Linked DNA regions of Mus musculus: regions 1, 2, 4, 5, 6 and 7 are each linked to region 3. Evidence: chromatin loops called from intact Hi-C (ENCODE). Cell type or tissue: heart. All regions are shown on one strand. Region 1 overlaps 1700024I08Rik (RIKEN cDNA 1700024I08 gene). Region 2 overlaps Fancc (Fanconi anemia, complementation group C). Region 3 holds the start of Ercc6l2 (excision repair cross-complementing rodent repair deficiency, complementation group 6 like 2). Region 4 has its middle 7.0 kb from the start of Ptch1. Region 5 has its middle 25 kb from the start of Gm30709. Region 6 has its middle 2.5 kb from the start of Zfp367. Region 7 holds the start of Fancc (Fanconi anemia, complementation group C).

Region 1 (4,000 bases), 120 kb after region 3:
CTGATGTGGACTTGTCTTAGTCAGGGTTACTATTGCTGTGATGGACCACCATGACCAATGAAACGTGGGGGGAAAGGGTTTATTCAGTCTATACTCCTGCATCACTCATCATCATCAAAGGAAGTCAGGACAGGAACTCAAATAGGCCAAGAACCTGGAGGCAGACGCAGACGGAGGTCATGGAGGGGTGCTGCTTACTGGCTTGTTCATAGTAGCTTGCTCAGTCTGCTTTCTTATAGCACCAAAGACACCAACCCAAGGGTGGCCCCACCCACAATGGGCTAGGCTCTCCCCCATTAATCACTAATTAAGAAATGCCCCACAGGCTTGCCTACAGCCTGATCTTATGGAGGCATTTTCTTAATTGATGTTTCTTCCTCTCAGATGACTTTGGCTTGTGTCCAGTTGACCTAAAACTATCTAACACAGGACTATTGCATAGCTATTAACTCCTCTGGTATAGGACATGCTAAGTGAGATAACATTTAGGGTGCGTTGCTAGACCAATGCACCCAATTCTGAAGCAAATTTTCAGAATCTCACAGGGCCCCGCCCATAGATGAGAAGCTGCTAAAGAAAAGTCTTCTCCGGACTGAGCTCCCTGATTGGAGGTCATCCAATCCCAAGGAGTCGGTCCTAAATACAGGTACACATGTGCAACTGTAAAAGGACTCCGCAAGTTATTTACACACTTATTTATTTATACATTTATATATACACAAGGGAGTAATAATAACAGAAAGACGACATCATGAATTTGAGAGGGAATAGGGGGCACAGGAAGAGCCAGAATGCAGAGGAAAGGAAGGGAATGATGTAAATATAGTATTTGTGTAATGAAATTCTTACAATTAAATTTAAGCTTTAAAAAATGTGAGGTCCAACTGATAGGAAAAAAAAGGAGAAATTTGAGAAGAATTGAGCAAAGGGAGCAAAGGAGTAGGGAGAAGAGGGAGGAGGGGGGGAGGAGAAGAGGGAGGAGGGGGGAGGAGGGGGAGGAGAAGAGGGAGGAGGGGGGAGGAGAAGAGGGAGGAGGGAGAGGAGAAGAGGGAGGAGGGGGGAGGAGAAGAGGGAGGGGGGGAGGAGAAAAGGGAGGGGGAAGAAGAAGAGGGAGGGGGGGGAGGAGAAGAGGGAGGGGGGAGATGAGAAGGGAAAATAGAGGAGCCAATCTGGGCTGCTGCAAGAGAGCTGGACTTTGGCAATTCTCTATCTTGAGATCTTAAACTCTTTAAAGAGAGCTGATCCTCTAGCACTTTACCCTCGAATCCCTGACACAACGGTGTTGACAGCACCTGGGAGATGTAGACAGACTCTCAGGCCTATTCCAATCCACTGGGTCATAGTCAGCACAGATACCTCTGACACTCTCTCTCTCTCTCTCTCTCTCTCTTTATCTCTCTCTCTCTCTCTTTATCTCTCTCTCTCTCTTTATCTCTCTCTCTCTCTCTTTATCTCTCTCTCTCTCTTTCTCTCTCTCTCTCTCTCTCTCTCTCTCTCTCTCTCTGTGTGTGTGTGTGTGTGTGTGTGTGTGTGTGTGTGGTGTTTTATAAGCTCTGCCTGGCATGTTGTCCAAAGACGTGGCCAACACTTCTAGGATTATGCAATATATTCTGAACCTGTCTCCTGTCTCTCTCTAGTGACCCCTAGTGGGAAAGCAAAACAGCACCAAACTCCATAGAGGGACAACAAAGTCTGATCCCCACACTAAACCAACCAACAACTCCCCATCCTTTGGTCAGTTGAATCCATACAGGTCCCAAGTGCTTGGGAGATTAGACTCGTAGTACTCATCTTTCTCTGGAGATGCTGTTAGGATTCAAAGACAACATTCCCGAATGGAGCTATTCCACACACAGCTTACTTGGCATCTCTCAGAGACACATCCAAGATGACCTATTAGTCATACTGTCAAGTTGCCCTTCATAGTCCACCTCTTGGATGATCCCTTGGTATGAAGACTGTTGTTTTAAGTTGTTTCTTTAGAGGAAAATCAGTGTTCCAATTTATACTGTGGTTTGAGTTTTGTGAGGAAATAGAAAAGCTCAGATGGTACTCTACAAGGGAAAGAATTCTATAAGCATTGCCCTTGTTGTAGGACTTCTTGGAGTTTGTGAAATTAAGGTGCTTTGTGGATCTCTCAAGTTGGTCTCATGGTGCATCTGCACACACACTTACACAGAGGCACACACCCTCACACACACATGTAGATCCTCAGCTCTGGGAAGCATTTCACTTCAGCCATTGTCCTCAGAGAAGTGTCCACATCCTCTGGTTCTTCGTTCTCAGGCTGTTGCTTTAGAGATGCGATAGTGTTTTGGTTTTGGTTTTCTGTTGTTTGCTTGGTTGGTTGGGTTTTGTTCTTCTTGTTGTTGTTGCTGCTGAGGTGGTAGTGATAATGGTGAGATAAGATGTTGCTATATAGCCCAGTTAGCCTCATACTCTTCATCCTCCTGTCTCAACCTCCAAATGTCGTTTCTTGGCACTCTGTTGCTCTTTGAAAGTATCTGCTGAAGCTGGAGTTGCCTCTCACTCTTACCAACCTTGATCATAGCCAGTGATTCAGCTGCCATTCTGTACTCTATAAATTAATGCAAAAGAGTAATACAAAATCTAATAAAAACTAATAAAAATTAATAAAGTATAATAAAAATTAATACAAAATCAATTAATATAATAATTAAGTGTTATGGATTAATACAATAAGGGGTGGAGATAAGGAATAAAAGAAGAGGAAAATTAAGAGAAAAGAGAGAGAATGAGATGAGAATTTTGCATGGTTTGGAAGCTGGGGCTTGAAAATAGAGAGCCAAACAGAGGGCTGGAAATCTAACTCCCTTGGAAAGGTGCTTGTCTAGCATGCATAAGGTCCTAAATTCAATTCCCAGTGCTACACAAACTGGGCATGGTGGCGCATATCTAGGATCCCAGCACCTAAGAGGTAGAGACAGAATGATTGGAAGTTTAGGGTACCCTTAGCTACTGAGTAGAGACCCCCATCTTCCCTGACACTCCATCTCAAATGTGAGCTTATGTGAACTGGACAGAACACAGCAGTCCTCTCACAGAAACAGACAAACAAAACAAACGCCCCTACCCCACCCCAACCCCACCCCCACCCCCAGGCACAAAGCACCTGCCTTTCAGATCATGGAAGGCTACAGTCATGCCAATACCCAGCTCTTACAGCTAATTCTAACATGGACACACTTAGGAGAGTAGGGCAAATGTCATTGATAGTAGACTACTCCACCCCTATACCAGGGCACTGTGAACTCGCAAAGGTGGTAGTTTCAGAGAGCCAAGAACCCACAAACTAATACCAACTTTTCTACCTTCCCAAGGCAAGAGCACCAGGGTACCCAGGCAACATTCCCTGCAAACTCTGCCTCACTCAACTGCACCAGGAATGCCGGTGACTTATCTACATGTTCCATTTTCATTTTTAGGCTCTTGCTTCTCTGGCACCACTCACAACCATGTATCAGAGTCTGGTAATATTTCAAATCCACTGAGTCTGCCGCTTGGCCTATGGTGGCACAGTTCATCGTGCAGTAGAAGGTTCTCTCACTTCTTGTTGGCCAGGAAGTAAAGGAGAGAGAAAAAAGGGCTAGGGTCCCTACATCTCCTTCAGGGGCACATCCCCAGGGAGTTGATTTCCTCCCACTAGGCTCTGCCTTCTGAATGTTGTGCTGCCTCCAAACAGTGCTCCAGAGTTGTGACCAAACACTTAACATGTGATCCAAACACACCAGGGACCACCTGGCTTTCTTCCCATCTTTCCCTTTGGCTTTGAACCTCTTGCAGATATTGTCATTAGATTCTGCTTTCTTCCATAGTTCCAGATTTACTTCATTTTATACCCTTACTTTTACATTTGTGTGTGTGTGTGTGTGTGTGTGTGTGTGTGTGTGTGTGTGTGTGTGCAAGTACCTGCAAAGGCCAGAAAAAAATCCCCTGGAGCTAAAGTTGCAGGCAGTTGAGAACCTACCAGTGTGTGTGT
Region 2 (4,000 bases), 390 kb after region 3:
AGTTCAAAGCCAGCCTGGTCTACAGAGTGAGTTCCAGGACAGCCAGGGTTATACAGAGAAACCCTGTCTTGGAAAAACCAAAAAAAAAAAAAAAAGATTATGGAGAGAAATTATTTTATCAGTAAGTATATTTTTAAAATTTCAAAATAAGCTGGGACTGGACAGATGGCTCAGCAGTTATGAGCACTGGCTGCTCTTCCACGGGTCATGAGTTCAATTTCCAGCAACCACATGGTGGCTCACAACCATCTGTAATGGAATCTGATGCCCTCTTCTGGTGTGTCTGAAGACAACAGTGTACTCATATACATAAAATAAATAAATCTTAAAAAAATCAAAATAGCAAAAACTCTTTGAAGTTAAACATTAAGAAAATGTTAATTTCAAGCACAGTGAAAAAATTATCAATATTATTTCCATGATGTTTGTGGAACATGATTTTAATATTTTCAACTGTTGATATTCAACAAACAGAATAGTTATTTTAAGATATACTTTGTTAGCCGGGTGTGGTGGTGCACGCCTTTAATCCCAGCACTCGGGAGGCAAAGGCAGGCGGATTTCTGAGTTCGAGGCCAGCATGGTCTACAAAGTGAGTTCCAGGACAGCCAGGGCTATACAGAGAAACCCTGTCTTGAAAAACAAAAAACAAACAAAAGATATACTTTGTTGTTATGTCTCCCTTTTTATTTCTGATTTTGTTAATTTGGATACTGTCTTTGTGCCCTCTGGTTAGTCTGGCTAAAGGTTTATCTATCTTTTTAATTTCCTCAAAGAACCAGCTCCTGGTTTGGTTGATTCTTTGTATAGTTCTTTTTGTTTCTATTTGGTTTGATTATTTCCTGGTCTACTCCTCTTGGGTGTATTTGCTTCTTTTTGTTCTAGAGCTTTCAGGTGTGCTGTCAAGCTGCTAGTGTAAGCTCTCTCTAGTTTCTTTTTGGAGGCACTCAGAGCTATGAGTTTTCCCTCTTACCACTAATTTCATTGTGTCCCGTAAATTTTGGTATGATGTGTCTTCATTTTCATTAAATTCTAAAAAGCCTTTACATTTTTTCTTTATTTCTTCCTTGACTAAGTTATCATTAAGTAGAGAGTTGTTCAGCTTCCATGTGTATGTATGCTTTCTGTTGTTTTTGTTGGTTTTAAGACCAGCCTTAGTCCATGGTGATCTGATAGGGTGCATGGGATTATTTCAGTTTTCTTGTATCTGTTGAGGCCTGTTTTGTGATGAATTATATGGTCAGTTTTAGAGAAGGTACCGTGAGGTGCTGAGAAGAAGGTATATTCTTTTGATTTAGGATGAAATGTTCTGTAAATATCTGTTAGGTCCATTTGGTTCATAACTTCTGTTAGTTTCACTGTGTCTGTGTTTAGTTTCTGTTTCCATGATCTGTCCATTGATGAGAGTGGGGTGTTGATGTCTCCCATTATTATTGTATGAGATACAATGTGTGCTTTGAGCTTTAGTAAAGTCTCTTTTATGAATATGGTTGGCTTTGCATTTGGAGCATAGGTGTTCAGAATTGAGAGTTCATCTTGGTAGATTTTTTCCTTTGACCAGTGTGAAGTGTCCTTCCTTATCTTTTTTGATAACTTTTGGTTGAGAGTTGATTTTATTCAATATTAAAATGTTTACTCCAGCTTCTTTCTTGGGACCATTTGCTTGGAAAATTGTTTTCCAACCTTTTACTCTGAGGTAGTGTCTGCCTTGGTCACTGAGTAGTTTCCTGTGTGCAGCAAAATGCTGGGTCCTGTTTACATATCCAGTCTTTAGTCTATGTCTTTTGGGGGGAATTGAATCCATTGATGTTAAGAGATATTAAGGAAAAGTGATTGTTACTTCCTGTTATTTTTTGTTGTTAGAGATGGAATTATATTTGTGTGGCTATTTTCTTTTGGGTTTGTTGAAGATTACTTTCATGCTTTTTCCAGGGTGTAGTTTCCCTCCTTGTGTTGGTGTTTTCCATCTATTATCCTTTTTTTTTTCCGAGACAAAGTTTCTCTGTATATCCCTGGCTGTCCTGAACTCACTCTGTAGACCAGGCTGGCCTAGAACTCAGAAATTCGCCTACCTCTGCCTCCCAAGTGCTGGGATTAAAGGCGTGCGCCACCATCTATTATCCTTTCAGGGCTGGATTTATGGAAAGATATTGTGTAAATTTAGTTTTGTCATGGAATATCTTGTTTTCTCCATCTGTGGTAATTGAGAGTTTTGCTGGGTATAGTAGCCTGGACTGGCATTTGTGTTCTCTTAGGATCTGTGTGACATCTGCCCAGGATCTTCTGGCTTTCATAGTCTCTGTTGAGAAGTCTGGTGTAATTCTGATAGATATGCCTTTATATGTTATTTGACCTTTTCCCCTTACTGCTTTTAATATTCTTTGTTTAGTGCATTTGGTGTTTTGACTATTATGTGACGGGAGGAATTTTGTTTCTGGTCCAGTCCATTTGGAGTTCTGTAGGCTTCTTATATGTTCATTGGAGTCTCTTCCTTTAGGTTAGGAAAGTTTTCTTCTATAATTTTGTTGAAGATATTTACTGGCCCTTTGATTTGAAAATCTTTGCTCTCTTCTATACCTATTATCCTTAGATTTGGTCTTCTCATTGTGTTCTTGATTTCCTGGATGTTTTGGGTTTAGGAGCTTTTTGCTTTTTGCATTTCTTTAACTGTTGTGCCAATGTTTTCTATGGTATGTTCTGCACCTGAGATTCATTCTCTCTTCTATCTCTTGTATTCTTTTGGTGATGCTTGCGAAAGATCCTGGCAGAATGTAAAAGGACACAGAAGCCCTGAAATTGGCAAGATAGACGTCAGTGTTAGCAGAACTAGCTTCACTGATTTAGAAAAATAGAGGTGCACAATGCTCTGGCCACTCCTTGAACCTGTGTGTCTGCCAATGTCTGACCAGGTGTGTGCCCATTGCTGCACCTTCATTAGACTCTTTCCTTGTACCCCTCCCATACCCATTTCTTGAGAATAGTCATTGTTTAGATCTGGAAATCCCCTACTCTCCCCCTTCTCCTTTCCCCTCTGAGGGCCTATAAAAACTGGGACCTCTTTCCCCACGAGGTCGACTCCTCTACCCCATGCGTGGGATATGAGTCGTCCCCAGAGCTCTGGCTTTCCCTGAATAAAGCCTCATGTGGTTTGCAACAAGCTCGGTCTGTCGTGAGTTCTTGGGTGTCCGCTATTGTCCTGAGGCCTGAGCGAGGGGCTCCTCTTGGAGTCTTTCACTTGCATCGATGACTCTTAATCTTTTCCTAGGTTTTCTAACTCCAGGGTTGTCTCCTTTTGAGATTTCTTTATTGTTTCTATTTTCATTTTTAGATCTTGGATGGTTTTATTCATTTCCTTCACCTGTTTGATTGTGTTTTCCTGTAATTCTTTAAGGGATTTTTGTGTTTCCTCTTTAAGGACGTCTAGCTGTTTACCCGTGTTCTTCTGTAGTTCTTTAAGGGAGTTATTTATGTCCTTCTTAAAGTCCTCTATCACCATCATGAGAAGTGATTTTAGATCCGAATCTTGCTTTTCCGGTGTGCTGGGGTATCCAGGACTTGCTATGGTGGGCAAATTGGATTCTGATGATGCCAAGTAACCCTGGTTTCTGTTGCTTATGTTCTACGCTTGCCTCTCGCCATCTAATTATCTCTAGTGCTACCTATCCTCGATATATCTGACTGGAGCCTGTCCTTCCTGTGATCCTGGTTGTGTCAGAACTCTCAGAGTTCAGCTGTCTCTGTGATCCTGTGATTCTGGGATCCTGTGATCCAGAGATCGTGGGTGTGTCAGAGTTCCTTGGAGTCAAGCTGCCTCTGGGCCCCTGAGAACCTGGTGTGACCAAGCTCCTGGGATCCTGTACACCTGTGATCCTGGGTGTGTTAGAGCACCTGGGAGTGGAGCTTACTCTGAGTGTTGTGGGACTGGCTGCAGAGTTAGAGCTCAAGGTCTGCTCAGGGCACCGGCCCAGACTGGAAGGAACCTGTGCCACTGGTTGGGTGG
Region 3 (4,000 bases):
CTGTATATCAGTAGTTTAAATATACTTAAACTATTCTAAATGTCTGATTCTTTATCTATTGGAATAATACATATTGAAACAATAGCTCTTCTAGTTAAGAAAAAATCTTAGACTAACACACAAAAGACAGTTAACAAGCATAAGCTGATTTTTTTTTGTTTGTTTTGTTTTGTTTTTTTGAGACAGTGTTTCTCAGTGTAGCCCTGGCTGTCCTGAACTCACCCTGTAGACCAGGCTGGCCTCGAACTCAGAAATCCGCCTGCCTCTGCCTTCCGAGTAATGAGATTAAAGTCGTGTGCCACCACGCCCGGCTATAAGCTGAATTTTTAAGTGAAAACAAATTATTGATCTAGTGAGATAGCCCCTAAAAAACTCATAGACATAAACATAATGGCAAAAGGTGCTTTGGAAGAAGAGAACAGAGTGCTATGGAAAAGAAGTATTGGGAGACACATTTCAGAAAAAATTTTCAGGTAGACCTGTATGTATGTGGAAAACACCAGGACATCTTTTATGGGCACCTTTGTACCTGAGTTTGGGTTATTTCTAGAACCAAATAGATAAAGTTGGAGTCAGGAATAATGATTCTGTTACTACAGAGATTGGAACTGCTGATCAAGGGAGGACTTTTCTCTGAAAGGTAGGACTGGGGGTATTGCTCCTAATGATTGGGATGCCTCTCTCAATTCCAAAGTGCCTTTTTTGTTTGCTTCCAACATAGGAAACATACTTCCTTCTTGGACACTCTTGAGTGATCTGTTCTTCCCATCAGCAATTTTCCCCCTAAAATACCAAAAGTGACTAAATCTTCTAATAGCATCAAGGAACAAACATAGCAGTCCCATCACTGTCACTTAGAAGATCCACCATTTGCCTTTAGCAGTCAGATTCATAAAGGCATTTCTATTTGTGGGCCCTTAATTATGACATGACCAATTTTTAGTCCTACGAGTTCAAGGTTTGTTGCTTACCCTGAAATTAGCATTGAGCACCTGCTTACTTTCATGAGATATCTTCCTCAAAGGAAGAGCAAGATTTACCCAATGATTCCTGGGCACAGAACACTCAGTTGTAAATCTGTTCTGTCAGGGCTTGAAGGTTGACTCCATCTGTAAGCCAACTTGCTGCTAATACTGCTGACCTGGATTCCAGCCTCTGAATTCATAAGGAGAACTGACTCACCCAAGCTATCCTCTGACTTTCACATGCCTGATGCACACATATACACAAAGTTTGTAATCTGTTATATCAATCAATTTTATTAATAAAAGCTAGAGGGCAAGTCTGCATCCCTGATGGCTTGTGAGATAACTGCACTTTCAAAAGCTCTTGGTGATCTACTAGAGGCAAAATTCTGCTTCAATACGCCATGTAAGTGAACTAAACTAAATAAATAGGCCTTTGATCATCTACCTAACAGATCCCTGCTATTGACTAATAACTGGCATATACAAAGACAAAAATGACATTTACTGAACGCCAAGGGTCAAAAGTGGAGTCACTTGCATCTCATCTCATCTAATAGTCACAAGAAGCAATAGTCCTCGTTTTACAGATGAGGAGTCTGTTCCCACTGCTCGGCGAGTAACTGTGAGGGACAGCACTAAATTCTTTCGTCCAGGCGGCTGAGTCGCAAAGCCGAGGACTTCCCGCGGGGCAAGAGTTCGAAACCCGCAGCTGTCAATCACAGGAAGCACGCGGGAGCCGCTTCCGGAAGTGCCCTGAAGACGTGTGCCTGCGCAGAGGCGCGAGCTCGGAGCTCATACCTTTGCGGGAGTCTGCGCGGGACTGCGGGGCGGAGATGTCCATCGGGCTAGGGGCAGGCACCCGGCAGCCCCGCCGCTCTCGGCGGCGAGGAGAGCACGGCACGTGGGCCGGCTGCCGGGCATCGCCCGCCCGGAGCGGGGGGCGCTATGTGGGGCCTGACGCGGCGGCGTCACCTCAGCGACCAGCCAACGCTCGCCAGAGCCCGTAAATCCCGCGAGAACGAGCGCCTCTGCGCTCCATCGCTCGCCTCCCTCCAGATATCGCGAGAAGATGGACTAGCCTTTCAGCGGGCGGAAGCGGCTTCCCTTCCAGACGAGGTCAGCCTCGCGCAGTTCGCGAACGTCCCAAATATCGCGAGATTTGGCATTAGTCGGCGACCTCGACCCTCTTCGCTGAGGGAGTCCACGACCTGAGGTGTGTGACATCCTCCCAGGGCGGAAAAAGACAGTGTGAGCCCTGCACAGACCATTGACACTGTGGTGGCCTTGTCGTCTAGGAGCTTCAGGAGGCGAGCCTTAAGAGGGCGTTTTCTTGGGTTTGCCTACTTTATCGTAACTCACTCGTGCACAAACAAGGCAACCCCTGGGGTTCGGTTTTCTTCGCCATCTGAGAAGAGCAGCGACTGTGCCTCGCCCTGAGAGAGAAGCACACACCACGCAGCCTGCTGCCTCCAGCACAGCGTTCTGCGCACGAGCTGAATGGATTTTGCCTGTCCCAACATCTCCTGAACAAGCTCGTGAAGCCAAATGTATTCTTCATGTCGAATTCTTGTGATTTTTTTTTTTTTTAGGCCACTGTGCCTGTGTACGGGTCTCGTAGAGCTAAAAATCCAGAAGTCAGAGAAATTGCATTCCTTCCTAGAAAGTGGAAGAATCTCCACTCCTTGGCTTGACCTCTTTCTTCAAAGCCAAGGATAGTGCATTTCCTGAGCCTTCCACAATGGGTTTGGGTTTTGGGGGGGTTTGTTTGTTTGTTTGTTTGTTTGTTTTGAGCTCACCAGAATAATCTTATTTTCAGGTGTACACTCATAACTACATCAGAAAAGGCCCCTTGACATGTAAGATAACATGTATGGGTTCCTGGATTTAGAGACACAAATTCCTCTTGGGGATCATTATCCTGCCTACTGGAGGATCTTATTTGTATATACTATATGCCTATTCAACAAAGAGATCTCCATTCTTTGCAGATACTACTAAGACTAGTAGACTATTTTCAAAGGAGTGCTATATTAAGAGTGTCACTTGTTTGCAAAGCAATAGGAAAAGCTTTATAAAGAGAAACATTTAGGAATATTGATTTAGCTAGTAACAACAGCCTGAATAAAGGGGAGTAACTGCAAAAAATAAAGAGTTAAATAAATTTTGGGGGGAGGCAGGGATTTTGAGACAGGCCTTCTCACTGCGTAGCCCTAGCTATCCTAGAACTCATTCTGTAGACCAGGCTGGCCTTTGCCTGTTGGTTTAAGATGTAAGGCCTTACTGAAACTACAAGTGATTTGATAAATCCAAAATAAACATTGAAATGAAAGAAATCACCTTGTTAAAGGAATATCCTTCTAGCTAACAAGACGACTCCTCACCTTTGAGTGTCTCTTATGTAACTGCATTGCCATGATTGTCCTGTTTAATGAAATGGGAACAGTCATAACATGAACATGTCTTAAAGGTTAAGCATCCTGCCCTTAGGGTAGCTTTTGTTCTTGTCGGTTGCCTGTCATCCTCTTGTGTGGATGCTGATGTTGTAAACCTCCAACACTAGGATGCCAGTTACTTCAAGGTGAAATTGTGATATATTTCTGAAGTCAGTATAAGTGTTGTTGGATTGACTATATTGCATGCAAAACCACTGACAATTGATAACACAGCAAACATTAAGACAATTTAGACTACAAAAATATAACTGTAGTATAGCATGTTTGATATGCATGAGACCCTAGGCTCAACATCTAGCACCCAATAACAGTCATGATAAGCATTTCAAAAGAATTTTACTTGGATGCCAAAGAGACTTTTAATATAATTAACCCTGCAATACTTTATTAAAATTGGTTTCTACTTATGTTCACAACATAAAAGGCAAATATATATTATGTGATAAATCTTTAAAATAATGGATTTATTGAGTTCGAGGCCAGCCTAATCTACAAATTGAGTTCCAGGACAACAGCCAGGGCTATACAGAGAAACCCTGTCTCGAAAATGCCAAAAAAAAAAAAAGGATTTATCAAAAA
Region 4 (4,000 bases), 240 kb after region 3:
AAATATCATCTCGTGGGGAGGGATAAATGGTAACTCCCAGGATTATTATTATTTAATAATTTGTGGGCTTGGGCATGTCCCCACACACATCTAATCAGTCAGCTCGAATGAAGAGCCCACAGGCTGGTTTTGGGGGCTGGGGTGTGGCTAAATGGTGGAGGTTTGCCTAACTAACATACAAAGGTTGGCCAGGTGGCTCTGCTGGAAGACCAGCTAGTGAATTCTTGATAAGTTGTCACCTTGACCCCTTACCTTCCCTTGATCTCCTTGCCTTCCCATCTATAGTTCATCTTTACAAACGCTATCTTCCAGCTGTGTGTGAAACACAGTGTACTGAGTAGTTTAATAGATACATGCTGCTCTAACCTGAACCGGCCCTTGTAATTCAAGGGGAGAGGCCCAGCACGACCCACCAGCACCTCCATCCCAAACCAATCACCGGAGGTTGCCTGGTACAGGAAGGCAGCGTGGGTGGGATCATTTGGGTGGTATCCCCCAAAAACCACAGTAATTGGAGGGGAAAGGAAGCAAATATCAATTATGATCCCTCAGCCAGTTTCCCAGTTTGGATTCCAAGGAGCCCCGCCTTCGTGTCTTCAGAAGTAGTGGCTTCCCTGGACAGACAACAACAACAATAACAACAAAACAACAACAACAACAAAACAACAAAATCCCCACTCCCAAACCCAGTACTCAAATAGGTCTATCCAAGGAACCCTCTATGATGATAAGCCCACGACCCTGCTGTGGGCCTGGAGTTTATTAGCTGGACCACTGATAGCCTCTTCTGGCAATGTGAGCTGGGGAAGAGTAAGGTGCTGTCTTTTGGAAGCCCTAGGGGCGCCCCCACCTCCTTTGAAGCTGTGGAAGATGCTAAAATGCACTTCCTCGCTCGCTCAGCACATCCTCCTCCCCAAACCAGGATTCTGGAACCACCGCCAAAAGGAAGGCAGCTACTCTGAGAGGGGAGCGCCTGCTGGCGACCGAGAGGGCCCCAGGGACCCCCCGCACTGCAGCCGCGGGGGGCGCTCAGGGGGCGGCCAGAGCTCGCTAGGGCTCGCCAGGCCGGGCGCCTCCCAGGACGGCTGGGAGGGCAGCCTGTTTACCCAGGAGGGCTGCGCTGATAGCACGTTCCTCCAGTTTACTTTGCCTTCCTTGGGTTTATTGTAAAGGGGTAAAGTTTTCGGATCCGTCACGTGACCCTGACAGGTCCTGCCTATGGCGCGGCAGACCACCCACGCCGAGGGCCATGGACCTGCTTAATAGAAACAGGCTTGTAATTGTGAGTCCGCGCCGCACTCCGCCGAAAGCCTGCGGCGGCCCCGCGCGCCGGGGTTTTTACACTTTCCGTTCCTTTTGTAAAGACGGAGGAGGAGGAGAAGACGAAGACGAAGACGGGGGGGGGGGGAAAAGAGAAGGCGACAGGGCAGACAAAGAGACCCGCGGCGACAGGGCCTGGGGGAGAAGAAGAGAGACAGGGAGAAGAGAGAGCCACGCAGCACCAGCCAAGGGGGGCCCCGGGAAATTAATAAAAGGAATTGATGTGAACCTCACGGTCAGCGTCCGCGCCATCGGCAGCTGCGCTCCGGCCAGGGGCTGAGGCCGGCTATGGTGAGTGCGCCGTGTCTCCGGGGACGCCCCTCGCCTAGCCCCGACCCAACACCCGGGCTGGTGAGAAGGGCGGGCGGCGGGGTGGATGCGGCTCCGGGGTGCAGAATAGGGGGCCGTGATAACACGCTCGCTTGTAGCTCGCACGCCGGGACCCCTGCCCCCAAGCCGACTCGGCAGGGAGGAAAGCCGGCTGCGGCGCGCTGGGGGAACAGCTCCGGGGGGGATTTCCCACGGAGGGGGTCGCCTGGGATTCCATTTGCACGCTTGAAAGGGTCGCCACCTTGGCTTCCGCTCTTTGAGCCGGGTGGTGGCTACTGCCTGGCGGGCACAGGCAGCGCGGTTGATGGAAAGGCTAGTGGCGAGAATGACAGCGCCGGGGGGAGGGCAGGGGCTGCTCAAGGGTACGCGCGCGCGCCGCAGACGCTTTTCTGGGCGCAGGGGACGCCAGCTGGAGGGGACCCACGCACCCACACACAGAGCTGGCAGCGGCATGCGCAGACACCTGGCTGAACGCAACACCTAGATTGGAGAGATGCGCCTTCTCAAAGGCGCGGACTCCTCCCTGCTGCGGTTGGTAGGGAGAAAAGAGGCCAAGGGCGCTTTGAGTTCACCGCCCGGCTTGGGTAGAGGAGAGGGGTGTGTGCTGACTCTTGCGCCTACGGAATCGGGCACTCTGGTGCCTGCCACCCATTAAAGAGGTGGGCGGGTGGAGCAATGCCCAGAGCGCTGTGTGCGGCCTCAGGGGAACCTCGAAGTGGGTCTCACTGACCCAGACCCTCATGGAATGAGTTGGTCCCAACTCAGGGACCCCCCTGTTCCCAAATACTGCTTTCGGTGACACGTGGTATGTCTGTCTTCATGTATGGAAGTCCACGTTTAAAATGCCTAATGTGTTTCTGATGTATTTGTCACATAAGAACCACCACAAGGAGTTTTGTCGGGGAATGACACCAGAGACTCGAGTTGTCTTAGACCAGGGTGAGACGATCTTTCCTTTTTATCCTTCCTCTCTTGGCACTAGGCAGAAATAATGACGACCCTTACTGGGTGCCTCTAAATAGTTAATAATTGGACTACTGAGGTCTTGTGGGTGCCTCTAAATAGTTAATAATTGGACCACTGAGGTCTTGTACTACAATAGTCATTTTTCATCCTTCTGTGTGTGTTCAGATTTTTTTTCTTCTTCTTCTTGGCTCCAGTACTTCAACATGCAATTAGTTGCCTCCACAGAGCAAGACAATGCTTTTTGGTGTCATCCTTTGTTACTGTAACTTATTATTTCTGGGTGGTTCTTCAGAATACATTGTTGCCTCAGGTGCATTGTGTCCTGTGTTGTAAAACAAGGGCCCTTCCATTGTGAATGTGTGTGTTCCAGTTGTCACCCAGAGTCCTTCTACCAGGCAATAAAATGCCTTTGAATCCATGGTCTTTTAAAATTAAAATGTTGAACTAAGGTGACACCAATAGACTTTGCCATCTTAATACACCAATTCTCATTTTGAGCATTGGCCTTATTTTTAAACTCATTGTGCAAAGTGTATTTAATTTCTGGTTATAGATTTTTGTCATAATCTGACAAGCTGTTTGAACAGGAGTTAGCACCATTTGGAACTGTTTTGTGAAAAGAGACTGTTTAACAGATTGCTTTGGATTGTCTACAGATAAGGAATTTGTAAGATAAATATGGATTAAAATGCCCACCTTCCCTGTTCTGCCTCCGCCCCATACACATACCTTTTATTTTCTACAGCCTTTGCCACAGTGTATAATGCCCCATTGAGATGTGTAGGCGTGATGTGTAAACCGGATTAGGAGTATGAAAGAAAGACACACAATGAGCTGGAATTGTTTTACTTCCCTTTCATTTCTCATGCCTATATCTCTAATAAATTTGCTCCAGCAGTGGGTCAAAGGGATCATGTTGCTCAGATTCTTTTTCACCCAGGACCAAAGACAGGGAAAGACAGGGAACATTGAAATGCACTGTGTGTGGGGTTTTTTTGTTGTTGTTGTTTTTGTTTTTTGCCAGAGTCAGAGCAGGGTACAGATATAATAGACACAGAGAGGTATGGAAGGGAAAAATGCCTGGGATCTGAGTGTCTCAAGAACACATCTCTATCCATTAAGAGTGGGACAATGTAGCGAAGGAGATATTTAGAGAAGAGGGGCGGGGACTGGGTATAGGGGTCCATATTGATCTTTCTGACAAGTTCATTGAGGGCTCTGCAGTTTGATGACATTCTTAGCAAAAGAATATCAGTAGCTTTTGGTACTGCAAAAAGCTAATTCTTCAAGAATTTAAACCTGCAGAGATTGACTCAGGCATTTCTGGGACCTTCTGCAGGGCACCTCCTCTTGGCTGCCCTCCCCACCCCCAGCTCACTGTAAG
Region 5 (4,000 bases), 160 kb after region 3:
TACAATAAGCCAGGTATGATGCTGTACATCATGATCCCAAACTTGGAGATGTGGAAACAAGTGGATCTTGGGCGTTACTGATCAGCCAGTCTAACCAAAACGGAGAGTTCCAATAAGAGAGCCTGTCTCAAAGACACCAAAGTAACCTTTGACCTCCACACATGCAACACACCCACTCACACAGGTGTACACAGTTAAACACACACACCAAGAGTGTAGGCATTGATGAATTACAAAGGACTAAATACTTCAGCAGGAAATATAGTTGGGGCTGATTTCAAGGGCAAAGAAGACAATAGGAAACTGACAGATGCCACAGTGCTAAGAATCCTGAGTCCAGCAGGATCAGGGACCATAAAGGCTAAGTGGCTTCACCCTAAGCATTGGTGTGTCCATTGGACCAGATGCCCTCTCCTGAGCATCCTTTAGCTTCTGAGGGTAACATTTCCCAGAGCTATGTACAATCAGAGTAAATAGAAATGGTGGCTGGCACTCATAAACAGCAGTATAACAATGCCTTAGCGTAAAACACAAGGGTAATAGTCTTTCAGAGTTAATACATTTTTAAATAAAAATAAAATACTTAAAAATAAAGAGTAAGGTATGGTTGTTGCAGATAATTTGAATATTAATGAAATCATAAACTAAAAGTTTAAATTATATCTTAATCTGATCTCCTGGATTGCTGTGCTGCTGGGTTTACTAATTTGGCACGCTCCCTTCCAGGTGTTTTGGTTTGTTTGTTTGTTTGCTTATTCGTGCCTGTGTCTTTGCCATTTATACCAATGTGTATTTTCCTGGCCTAGAGAGATGGGTCAGGGGTTAGGAGCACGTGCTGCTCTTGCAAGACCTGGGTTCCATTCCCAGCACCCACACGGTGCTCATGGTCATCTGTAACCCCAGTTCCTGGGGATCCAACACCCTTTTCTGGTCTCTATGAGCACTGCCCACATGTGGCATACCCACAGACATAAATAAAAGAGAATTATACATCTTTAAAAAAAAAAAGATGGAAGGTAAGAAGTGAAACCATGAAGTTGTCCTCCACACAAGTGCCTTGGCATGTGCCTCACACTCATAATGACAATAAATAAATATATTTTTAAAGCTGTTTTTCCTGCAATCAAGGAGTTTATCATTTTGAAAATAGATGATGAGAATATTTGTAGCTTATGCTACAAGGTGAGTTGAAATAAGCACAATCTAAGAAGAAAAAAAAACCTTACCGTGTGCTGGGAATGAGCAGGGTTCAGGGCTCCTCCTTTCTTTGAATTTCCTTGCCAACGTGTGCCAAGATTCCTCTCCTTTCCAGGGTAAGAGTTGGCAAAGAGATGCTCTTTACAGAAAAAGGGGAGCCCTCCCCTACTAGGGGACATGCAGAAAAGGTGGAGAAATGAAAGATTGCCTTATCTTGTCTCACCTGGGATAATCAATGCTGTATTGGCATTGGGAATTGGAAACAAATTCTAGAAAAATCTCTCCCAAGTTTCCACAAGGTGATCCAATTAAGATATGACTGGCAGCCATGAAAAACTTTGGTGCTGCCAAACCACAGAGAAATTCTAGACACAGAAACACAAGAAATATCTTGCTGGATAACCAAATATTTTTTAAAAGGGCCATATAGTATAGGCTAAAACTTTCAAGACAAGGTTGACTATTTTTCTTGCCCTGAAGCCAAAGATAACCTAAAACAAGGGAAACACTCGCTATCCCACGAAAGCCAGACAAGCAAACAGAAATTTGCAATGAATCTTTCTTAGCCTCCACAAAAGCCAAGATGAAAATCCATCTTCAGCACATTGAAATGAAATCTCTTAGGTCAACTAACAAGGCCCGCCCTGCAGGGGTGCTGACTGCAGACCAGACAAGCTTGCAGCTCCTACAACCTGGGCCTCCATCTGCCTTTGTAAAGCACTTTGTGAAAGCGACCGCAGATGTTCAGTATCTCTAAAAGCTTCCAGCTTCTAGAAGAATCAGCTCCTCTAGGAGCAGCTATCGGCCTGTCCATGGAGGCAGCGAGGGATCCTTCAAGTGGACGATTCTACGTGGCAAGCACAGCACCATGGAAGTCAGAGAAGAGAGAGTAGTGAAGTTCTAGCCACAAGCTTCTTTTTCATTTTTATTTGTCTGTCTGTCTGTCTGTCTGTCAGTCAGTCAGTCAGTCAGTCAGTCAGTCTGTTTTTGAGGTAGGATATCATGTAGCTCAGACTGTCCTTGAACTCTTTATGTAGCCAAGGATGATCTTGAATATCCTGGTAGTCCTTCTGCTAGAATTACAGGCATATATTACCATGAACAGGTTATACACTGCTGGGAATCAAACCTAAGTCCTTGTGCTTGCTAGGCAAGCACTTCACTAACTGATCTACATCCTCCTCCCCTCCCCCCCAAAGAACACCCACCTTAAATGAAGCCCTTAAAAAGTCAGTCTTCAGGTCTAGAAAGATGGCTCAATGGTTAAAACCACTGGCTGCCATTTCAGAGGATCTATGTTCAGTTGGAAGCACCTACATTATTCATTGATTTATAAAAGTTCTTTATGTAAGAACTGTATCAGAAATAAATGTTGCTGTATTTTCTCTCAGTGTATAGCTTGTTTTTTTATTTTTCTTGATTTTTTTTAAGGCCCAAGACTGAAACTTTCATGGTTTCTAGCTTACACACACCATTTAATGATTTTTTTTTTTTTCCTGTACCCTCTCCAACACATTCCTGCCTTCCCAAAGCTCAGGGACATGTTCCCCAGGTGTCCTTCTGATAGGTTTTTATTATTATGCATATCACACTGATTTGAATTGTTTCGTGTACAGTATGAAGTAGAGTTGAAACTTTATCCTCACACATGGATTGTGAATGTGTGACTGGCCCACCGGCCCTGCACCTCCACAGAAGAGATTTTCCTTTTCCTGTTACATTGCTTTGACTCTCTTATATGCATTTACCTCATGATACATATGTGGCTTCAGATCTGGACAGTCCATCCTGGACTATGGACACATATGACCTCATACCAATGCTACATCAACCTTGACAGTCCTGAGCCAGGTGACTTTGCTTTTTGTATTGTTTTGGTTTCAGCATTATTTAGAATTCTTCTTTTTTCCCAAATAAGCGTAAACCTGTTTCTGTGTGAATTCCTTTCACACTAGGCAACGGGCAAGTTTTACCATGAGAAACAGGAGAGAAACTTTAAGTTCATGGTGTCCTGAGAGTAGTGGCTTTAAGGAAGAGACACCACCGCCAGGCATGGTGACACATACCTAAAATCCCAGCACTTGAGATGTGGCAACAAAAAAGATCAGGAGTTCAAGGCCATCTTCAACTACATAGCAAGTCTGAGGGAAGCGGGGCTGCTAGAGACCCCGTCACTAAAATAAAGTACAACTAAAAATTTAAAAAGGGAGAGTTATATCAGAAAAGTTGTGTCTCTGTCTCCCCTGTCTCCCTCCACTCCCCCACACCAAGCAGACAGCCATAAGCAAGCCAAGGTACGAGCCCTCACCCAGGAGCAGAATCAACTACTTGACCTTGAACTTGCCAGCCGCCTTAGAACCATGAAGAATAGCTGCTGTTGTTTAAGCCCCATGCCTGGTCCATCTGTGCTGTGTGCTTGTGGCAGAACCCAGGCATGAAAAGGAAATTATCATGGACCTTAAAGATGACAATTTAATTTGATTCAGGGGCCGTTAGAACTCACCGATGGCAGATTAATCACAAACATCTATCTCCATTGCTTCTTAAAATCCTACAAAACAGCAGCAAAGGAAAAGGATTAAAGTCATAAACCCTCAGAAGTTGGAAGTGGGGATTCATCCATCACTTTCTGGAAGGTAGAAGCCAGGTGGACACGATGGCCACCCTATACCTAGCAGAGACAGGCAATACAGGCAGAACCTTCCTGAGCCTAGAAATATAAAAAACACAAGCAACAGCTCCCATACAAATGTGAGGCTGATGGGACCCATGGGACACTGGATGGCCTTTCCAGCTATCACAG
Region 6 (4,000 bases), 340 kb before region 3:
GTTCCAGAGAATCTGGCATCTTCACACAGTCATACATGCAGGCAAAACATCAATGTACATACACATCTTTAAAAAGTCACTTCTTGATCAAAGGAGCTTGCCTTTTACTATAATGTTGTGATATGAACAATAGTCAAGATTCCTCCCTGTTATTGTGCTAAAACACTCTGATCAAAAAACAATTTAGGGGAGCCAGGCGTGGTGGCACACACCTTTAATCCCAGCACTCAGGAGGCAGAGGCAGGTGGATTTCTGAGTTTGAGGCCAGCCTGGTCTACAAAGTGAGTTCCAGGACAGCCAGAGCTATACAGAGAAACCCTGTCTCGAAAAACAAAACAAACAACTTAGGGGAGAAAAAGGTTTCTATCATCTTATACTCCCAGGTCATAGTTTATCATTGAGAGAACCTGGGCATGAATTCAAAGCAAGAACCTGAAGGAAGGATCCATGGAGGAATGGTGCTTGCTGGCTTACTCATAGACTGATATTTTGCTAACCTTCTTATACAATCCAGGAACACCTCCCCCAGGGAATTGTGCTTCTGATCTGTTAACAGACAATCTACCACAGAATTGCCTCAGGCAAACTGGTCTGGACACTCTCAATTGAGACTCCCTTCTCATGTGCATCTAGGCTGTGTCAAGTTGATAGTTAAAGCTAATTAAGACAGATAGCATTGGTTCTATTCTCTCCTTTCTTCCACTTGTCCTTTCTCTGTCCTTTGCTTTGAAACTGTGACCTCTCAGATCATCCCAGAAAACAAAGTAACAAAGTTAGCCTGTAACTCTTTTGCTGGATGCTTCTTTAGTTATATTAGACCAGGCTATAAAATCAGGGCTTGTGAGTTGTTCTTCATAGATTCTTGGCTAATGTTGGTAATAGTCTGTCTAGACATAAGGTAGTTATTTCATTTCTGTAGGTATAAGTATATAAAGCATCATGTGCCTCATTCTTCTTAATTTCCATGTTCCATTTTCTAGACACCTCACAGATAGTACTTTGTTAGCCTTTATTAAATGATGCCTCTTAATATCACCAACATGAACTGTTGATTACAAGAACTGTGTAGTGTTTCAAAGCAGAAGGTTAATATTTGTTGTAAATTAGAAAATTACTTTAAAATAGGTTCTTTAATCCAGGGATTTTATTAGAATCTGTTAAGGATCAGATAAAATTGCTCGGGATTAATGAAAACAAGAGGGATGTTTGTATACTGGGAACTCAATGAATGTAAGTTGTATATATTTATGTGTATATGCTGGTGTCCCAGAGTTCAGAGGAGGATGTCAGTTTCTCTGAAACTGGAGTTTCAGGCAGTTATGAGCTACCAGACATGCATGCTGGGAATCAAACCAAAGCCCTTTGCAAGAGCAGCAAATGTTGCTGAGCAATTTCTCCAGCCCTTCAGCTTCCATTTTCAAAGCTGCTTCATGTACATTTTTAGATGTGACACTAAATCTCTCTATATATTTTAAAGATATATTTATTTATTTTAGGTATATGAGTACACTGTAGCTGTCTTCAGACACACCAGAAGAGGGATTCCATTACAGATGGTTGTGAGCCACCATGTACTTGCTGGGAATTGAACTCAGGACCTCTGGAAGAACAGTCAGTGCTCTTAACCACTGAGTCATCTCTCCAGCCCTCTCTATACTTTTTAAATTGTTTTGTGTCTCACACAGGATAAAAAATTTTGCTTTGATAGCAATAGTCATGCTTCTTGACTCTATTCAAGTTCTACATGTTCAAGTTGAAAGCCCCCTTTTACTTTCTTTTTAAGGCTTTAGGATACATTGTAAAAGATTTGACAGACTTTTATCAAGCTTTTTTTCCGTAGCTTTTTTTCATGCTGAGGATTGAGCCCAAAGCCTTACAACACATGCCTAGGTGTACCAATAAGCCACACCCCCAAGGGACTACATTTTGAACACTGAAATAGTATAGCTGGTTTTTTGCTTGCTGAGTTTTAGCTTTTGGAGACTGTTTCTCTGTGTAGCTGTAGCCCTGGGTGGCCTCAAACTCTGAGGTCCGCCTGCCTTTGACACCTGCTGGGAGTAAAGGCATGCACTAGCACCCTGTCTTTTTAGTCTCAGCAGGAGACCACTGCTCGTCTGTGACGGGTTTTAGTGTCTTCAGAGTTAGTGTACATCCTTAGGCTGTTAATTATATCTAGGACAGAACATAGACATCAGGAATATACGCACACATTGCATATAGCCCCCTGGTGGCATCAAAGTGGAGCAAGAAGCAGCTCAGAGTGACTTCAGTTCTCCCAGAATCAAACTCACCACATTCCTGGCATGTTTTTCATTCTCTTGTGGCTGGAAGCAAGTGGAGTTGCCAGGTTACCCTTCATCAAGGGTAATTTTTAGAAACCTTGTCAGTGTTCTGCTTTCTGGGTGATTCATCTTGCACTTGAGCAGGTTAGTGTTGAATAGTAATTATTGGCCAGTGTTTAACCTGTGGGCCTCTTGCCCAGCCCTTCATTCAAGTGTTCCTGATAGCTATATCTTTTTTTTTTATTTTTTAAACTTTCACTATCAACTATGAAACAAAGTATTTTAGTGGATTTGAAACAATGTAGTAAGGTTTCTGTTGTCGTTTACAATATTATCCCATTGTGGGAAACAAAAGCTGAACTTTCCGTTTCCAGATTGACTATTAAAATCAGACTGTATTTCCCGTCCCGCCCCCCACCCCCCCATACAGTAGATACAAGCTGTGGTACCCAGCCAGCCTCCAGAAAAGAAATCCAATTTAAAATGTTAAATGTATATGAGTGTTTGGCTTCCTTGAATGTGTATCATGTGCATGCATTGTCAGAGGAAGCTACAAGAGGGAAGCAGATCACCTGGGACTGAAGTCACATACTGCCACCACTGGGAGCTTGGAACCCAAGTCTCCTGGAGGAGCAGCAAGTCCTCTTAACCATGGAGCCATTTCTCTGGCTGCTTTGTTCTTTTTTTTTTTTTTTTTTTTTAAAGATACTTTTACTTGTCCCACTTCAAAGATACAAATTACTCAATGTATCTTCTTGAAACATTTCACTTCAGTTCACAAGTTACTTTCTCTCCATAAAGTCAAATTTGACTTCGGTATCTTGCTAGGTATAGTTTATTTACCCAAAATAAAGATGTGGCTAAAAATAAGGTCACACTATTGGCTGCTTTGATTTGTTAATTTAGGCAGTTTTCTCTAAAACAACACTCTGGTGCCTAAATTAATTTAGGCATAGCTTTGTATTTGATGGAGTTTAGTTACCGGTTCTATCGCTTAACCACTGGATACTCATTCAGATATAAAAATCTTTATGGAGTCTCTACTAGGAACAGGCTGCCTGGGAAACGCAGCAAGCAAATGAGCTCCAGTTGCCAGTTCTATCCTTTAGCCTCTAAAGAGATTTTTAAAAAATCTTTGAACTGCTACCACCATCAGACTGCCTGGGAAACACTGCAAGCAAGTACGACCGGGAGCTGACTACTGTGCGAATGGTTGCTCATGCGTCCCACCGCGGTCCCGAGCCTGGCAGCAAGAACCAATAGTCCGGGAACCGTAGCAGGGCTGGTCACGGGACTCACATTAAGAACCCATGCCCTTAGGCAGGAGTGGTGACTCACGTCTTTAGTCCCAGTACTGGGTGTGTGTGTGTATGGAGGGGGGGGGGCGAATGGGATCTCTGACTTCGAGGCCCTCCTGGTCCCTACATAGGGAGTTACAGGGCAGCCAGGACTCTATAGAGACCCTGTCTCAAAACAAAAACAAGCCGGGCGGTGGTGGCTCATGCCTTTAATCCCAGCACTTGGGAGGCAAAGGCAGGTGGATTTCTGAGTTCGAGGCCAGCTTGGTCTACAAAGTGAGTTCCAGGGCAGCTAGGGCTATGCAGAGAAACCCTGTCTCGAAAAACAAAACAAAACCAACAACAACCCCCCAACGCCCAAAAAGAAGTGGTGCTTTGCTGGCGCCTTGAGCAGCCGTGGGTGGGGTGGGGTGGGACGGG
Region 7 (4,000 bases), 380 kb after region 3:
TGCAGTTAAGTTCGTTTTGGGAAAACATTCAGTGATTTAAGGGTCAATCTGAAACTGACACAGGAATAGGATGGAATTCACTTTTTTTTTCTGACTTAATGGTTGCCAGGATTAATCAAGTCACAAATGTGAATAATTTCTTCCTTTTTCAACTGGAATTTTTAAGTGCTTATTCTTAGAAATTCTTTAATATTAATTTCATGCTAAGTGAATCATTATTAAATACTTATGAGGAAAACTATTTTTAAGCCATGTGCTCATTTGAAACTGTAACTTATTACTTTCTGCAGGCAATAAAAACGTGCTAAATTAGTTACAACACACCAGGATTGGGATGTACGCTCTAAATAAGAATGCATGCGTTTACTGACCTAAATAAAACTGGGCTAAAATTGGTTGCACATTCTCCTAAAAGAGTATACATGTCATTCATTGCTCAATGGGGGAAAACCACAGATTTTTGTTTTCTGGAATCTTGTTAGAGATTCCACAAGGCTAGGGTTGTTCCTCTGATCTTCAGCCTTCACATGTTTTTAGTAAGGAGATAGGTTACCTGTCTTTATAATTTCAGGCCCCAATAGCCCCACCAATTTTAAAATGTCATTTGCTGTTCTTGGCTATTCTCATGTAACAACCATGTACTCACTGATGGTCTCTGCAGGAAAAGCAACTATACATTAGCCCGAGGATGGTTCCTTTCTCTAGACCAAGCTTAAGGCAAAGGACAAGAATCTTCATTAATTACGGAAATCTGACTTTATTACAGTGCTTCATCTTAGTCCTGTGACAAGTCACAGGGGCTTAAAATAATGTTCATTTTGACAAAATAAAAACTTATTTTTCTTTCCTGTTTAGCCAAAGCAGGTAGCTTGTGTGATTACTGGCATCTAGGTACTAAAACAAAGCTAGAAGGTTGAGCTTTCCTTCCTCCAAAGTAGGAAGGGTTTTCTAAACTTCTCCTAAAACAGGTTCTTGTGAGGAGAGTCATGGTGCTTTCCCTATGGCTGGCTTTCATTGGACAGCTAACTTACAAAGTAGGACTGGCCAGACTCCTAACACCCAGAGACACAAAGAGTTGTCTGACTCCAGGTAGCTTTTTTTCATATATATATATATATATGTGTGTGTGTGTGTGTGTGTGTGTGTATACACAAATATGAGTACCAAAATGGTTACTTTCACTCTAAAAGACAAGAAACAAACCTAGTTCCACATTGTTTTTGCTGGTAAATACAAAGACTAACAAACAAAAATCTTAAAATTTGTCACTATATGGCTTTTTCAGGGCTAAGGTGTCATTCACACTTGTCTCACTAAACGTGCTATTTTTTTTTGACTAAAATGACATATTAAAAGGCTTGATGCCACTTGATCCCATAAAGCAGGGCATGTTACTTTGGGATCAGGTTCCCCTGGGGTCTCCCTTTAAATTTTGATGTTGTTATTTTGTGTGTGTGGATATTATGACTTATTAATGTTTGTGCAGTGTGGTGCCGAAGGAGGCCAGAAGAGGGCATCAGATCCCTTGGACAGGGGTTACTAATAATTGTGAGCTGCCATGTGGATGCTGTGACTCAAACTCAGGTTCTCTGGAAGAGCAGCCAGTGCTCTTAATGGCTAAGCTATCTGTTACACCGCTCCCTTAATTAAAGCATACAGGTAATCTAATTCAGCAGTTGTTTTTCTACAACCCAATGTCTTTCGGCTAGTCTTTATTCTTCTCTTTCAAATTCAATTTACAATAAACAGAAAGATCGTGGATTAAAGGAGTGTGCTAGGGCTAAGCCACACGTGTAGAGATAGTTTTTTCTAGTATACAACCTCGGGATTCACAGTATGATCAAATATCCTGCAACAGAGTATTTAAATAAGAGCTATTTATTACAGGCATATATTCCTCCCTACATGTTATTTTTAAGGCACTAAGTTGTGGTCTTATTACAACGAATGGTTCTTAGGCACTAATTAAAAAAAAAAATTTAAGCCGGGCGTGGTGGCACACGCCTTTAATCCCAGCACTCGGGAGGCAGAGGCAGAGGCAGAGGCAGGCAGATTTCTGAGTTGGAGGCCAGCCTGGTCTACAAAGTGAGTTCCAGGACAGCCAGGGCTATACAGAGAAACCCTGTCTCGAAACAAACAAACAAACCAAAAAAATCTAAAAGTTTAAGGTTATCCTGACTCTTCCCCAATTCAAACATCTGTAAATAACCATGCAGATCTAAATTTGAAAATCTTTAAGAAAGGGCTGGCAAGATGGCTCGCTCATCAGGTAAAAGCTCCTACCACCAAGTTGAAGACTGGGTACCTGCATTAGTGAGAGAACTGATTCCCACAAACTGACCTCTAGGTTCACCTGGCATGCACACAAATGTAATGTTAAAAATTCAAGAATAAAAGATAAGCCATGTCTCACTTGACAAGAAGTTTCCACTTATGTGGCGTAAATGCAACTTTGAACCGATTTGAACCTGAACTAAGCAGTACATGGGCCTGACTAGGGATTGGAGCGATCACTAACCACAGACAAAACTCGTTTGTGGTTGGGCCCAGCAGGCTTGAACCCTATGTGGAGTTTGACCTATCTGGCAACTCCCGTCTCTCAAGAACCACATTCCAGGGCTCTCTCTTCTCTAAAGCCCTCACTCGGCGCCGCGAGTTAGCTATAGCCCGTAGTCGCCCACTTCCTCCAGGAGAGATTCAGATCTTCCCATCATGCCGCGGGAGCGCGCTGGGCCCCAGAGTGCACTGCGCGTGCGTGCGAGCGCGCGCGCAGCCCCACTCCCTTGCGGCCGCGGGAAAATTCCAAACACGTCAAAACAAAAAAAGTTCCGTGAGGCTGTGCCAAGTTTTCAAGCCGCAGAAGCCGGGCGGTGGCTTCTTTTCCGCCGCGGCCCAGTCTGCTGAGGCAGCTCTGGGTGAGGACCACCCGGGAAGACCGCCGTTTCCTGCTAGGGCAGAGAAGACTCGCGAGAACGTGCGCCCGAGTCTCAACGTGGGCGAGCCGCGCTCCCGCGGCGCGGTGGAGCTGAGGCAGGACGGTGAGAAGCTACGGTGGGCGGGTGCGAGCCGCGGGAGGGCGGGGCGGGATGTGGGGGGTTGGGGGGGGGGGAAGATATAGCCCGGCAGGAGGCGGGGCCTGGCGGGAGGCGGGGCTAGAGCCAGGTGGGAGGTGAGGCCGACGGTGAGGGGCGTGGCTAATCGGGGAGTTGAACCCAGCTTGGCAGTGGCCGACAGACGCGGTGGGCGTGACCACACGGAAACTGATCTCGGCGGGAGCCCGCACGACTTAGAGGGGCCGCTCCACAAGGGAGAGGAGCCGGAGGGGGGCTGCGCCATCGCAGATGAGCCCGGCGGGGCGGGACCGACAGTGAGGGGTGGGGTCTAAGGCCCAAGGTGAAGCTTGGTGAGCTTGGCTCGCGGCGATGGTAGAGAGGCATCTGTCCTTTACCCTTCGTCCCCATTTATTTTTATTTTTATTGTTTTAAGCAAATCCTCTCCCTCTGGTTTCAACGTAGCCGCAGGTACTTTTGGAAGGACTGGGGCAAAGGTGAAGCTTATTGCTCGCCATCCATTAGAGCAGCTCTGCTCAGGGTCTCAAGATCGCCCTCCCACAGCTGCTTGAGTGACAGGCCCAGAGGCCCATTCAAGGCCTGAGAGTGTTTAATGCTTGTGTCTTGCTGTCTTGCTGCCTTACTGGAACAGTTTTTAGGTGCTTGGGCTTGGAGGGGGTGCTGGATGAAAATCTTGGAACAGGCCAATGATATTGAAGACCTCTGTGTGCCTGGACTTTTCCTCTAGTATGAGATGATTCGAAAAATCCCATCCCTCATTAAATTAATCTAAGCGGGTGTGACCGACGTGAGATACCTATTTGTGGATGGCCCTCGCCTTTAGGGTGCTTCCAAATGGCAGATTTAACGCTCACAATTGAACAACTGGCGGTTATGTGTGTGTATGTAGAGGCCAGAGGTGGTGTCAGGAGTGCCCCATCTTTCCCTCC

What was found. A loop is a pair of places that touch in the nucleus more often than their neighbours do. Peaks named below come from ENCODE experiments on the same cell type or tissue, not always from the same donor. Only the 100,000 strongest peaks of a DNase experiment are listed, where the experiment ranks them.
Region 1: a loop joins it to region 3, with 2.3 times the contacts of the local background. A loop is called at or near these places in 5 of 42 quality-filtered maps.
Region 2: it touches region 3 in a loop (2.1-fold over the local background); 10 of 42 quality-filtered maps call a loop at or near these places.
Region 4: a loop joins it to region 3, with 5 times the contacts of the local background. A loop is called at or near these places in 20 of 42 quality-filtered maps.
Region 5: it touches region 3 in a loop (2.4-fold over the local background); 5 of 42 quality-filtered maps call a loop at or near these places.
Region 6: it touches region 3 in a loop (2.4-fold over the local background); 4 of 42 quality-filtered maps call a loop at or near these places.
Region 7: a loop joins it to region 3, with 3 times the contacts of the local background. A loop is called at or near these places in 10 of 42 quality-filtered maps.

The regions. Positions count from the first base shown.
Region 1 is chr13:63,694,244-63,698,243 of GRCm38, reverse strand. All of the region lies in intron 4 of 1700024I08Rik (RIKEN cDNA 1700024I08 gene), which reads left to right. Among named protein-coding and RNA genes, the nearest start is that of 1700024I08Rik, 38 kb to the left of the region's middle. In heart, a CTCF peak has its summit at 1,653 (motif pointing left); no DNase peak of the experiment used is centred here; H3K27ac peaks cover 13 bases.
Region 2 is chr13:63,423,178-63,427,177 of GRCm38, reverse strand. All of the region lies in intron 1 of Fancc (Fanconi anemia, complementation group C), which reads left to right. Among named protein-coding and RNA genes, the nearest start is that of Fancc, 6.6 kb to the left of the region's middle. In heart, no CTCF peak of the experiment used is centred here; no DNase peak of the experiment used is centred here.
Region 3 is chr13:63,813,284-63,817,283 of GRCm38, reverse strand. It overlaps Ercc6l2 (excision repair cross-complementing rodent repair deficiency, complementation group 6 like 2), which reads right to left and starts at 2,044. Exons shown (of 19, transcript NM_001013608.3): 1 at 1,767-2,044. The coding sequence starts at 1,809. In heart, a CTCF peak has its summit at 1,894; a DNase peak (open chromatin) is centred at 2,043; H3K4me3 peaks cover 2,142 bases; H3K27ac peaks cover 1,587 bases.
Region 4 is chr13:63,570,703-63,574,702 of GRCm38, reverse strand. It overlaps a transcript of Ptch1 not described here. Among named protein-coding and RNA genes, the nearest start is that of Ptch1, 7.0 kb to the right of the region's middle. In heart, a CTCF peak has its summit at 997; DNase peaks (open chromatin) are centred at 1,102, 1,992 and 2,062; H3K4me3 peaks cover 2,974 bases; H3K27ac peaks cover 1,845 bases; H3K27me3 peaks cover 2,913 bases.
Region 5 is chr13:63,650,299-63,654,298 of GRCm38, reverse strand. No RefSeq gene overlaps it. Among named protein-coding and RNA genes, the nearest start is that of Gm30709, 25 kb to the right of the region's middle. In heart, no CTCF peak of the experiment used is centred here; no DNase peak of the experiment used is centred here.
Region 6 is chr13:64,153,702-64,157,701 of GRCm38, reverse strand. No RefSeq gene overlaps it. Among named protein-coding and RNA genes, the nearest start is that of Zfp367, 2.5 kb to the right of the region's middle. In heart, a CTCF peak has its summit at 2,243 (motif pointing left); a DNase peak (open chromatin) is centred at 3,671; H3K4me3 peaks cover 830 bases; H3K27ac peaks cover 2,264 bases.
Region 7 is chr13:63,430,488-63,434,487 of GRCm38, reverse strand. Fancc (Fanconi anemia, complementation group C) reads left to right here and starts at 2,743. Exons shown (of 15, transcript NM_007985.3): 1 at 2,743-3,038. In heart, a CTCF peak has its summit at 1,503 (motif pointing right); a DNase peak (open chromatin) is centred at 2,767; H3K4me3 peaks cover 1,848 bases; H3K27ac peaks cover 1,950 bases.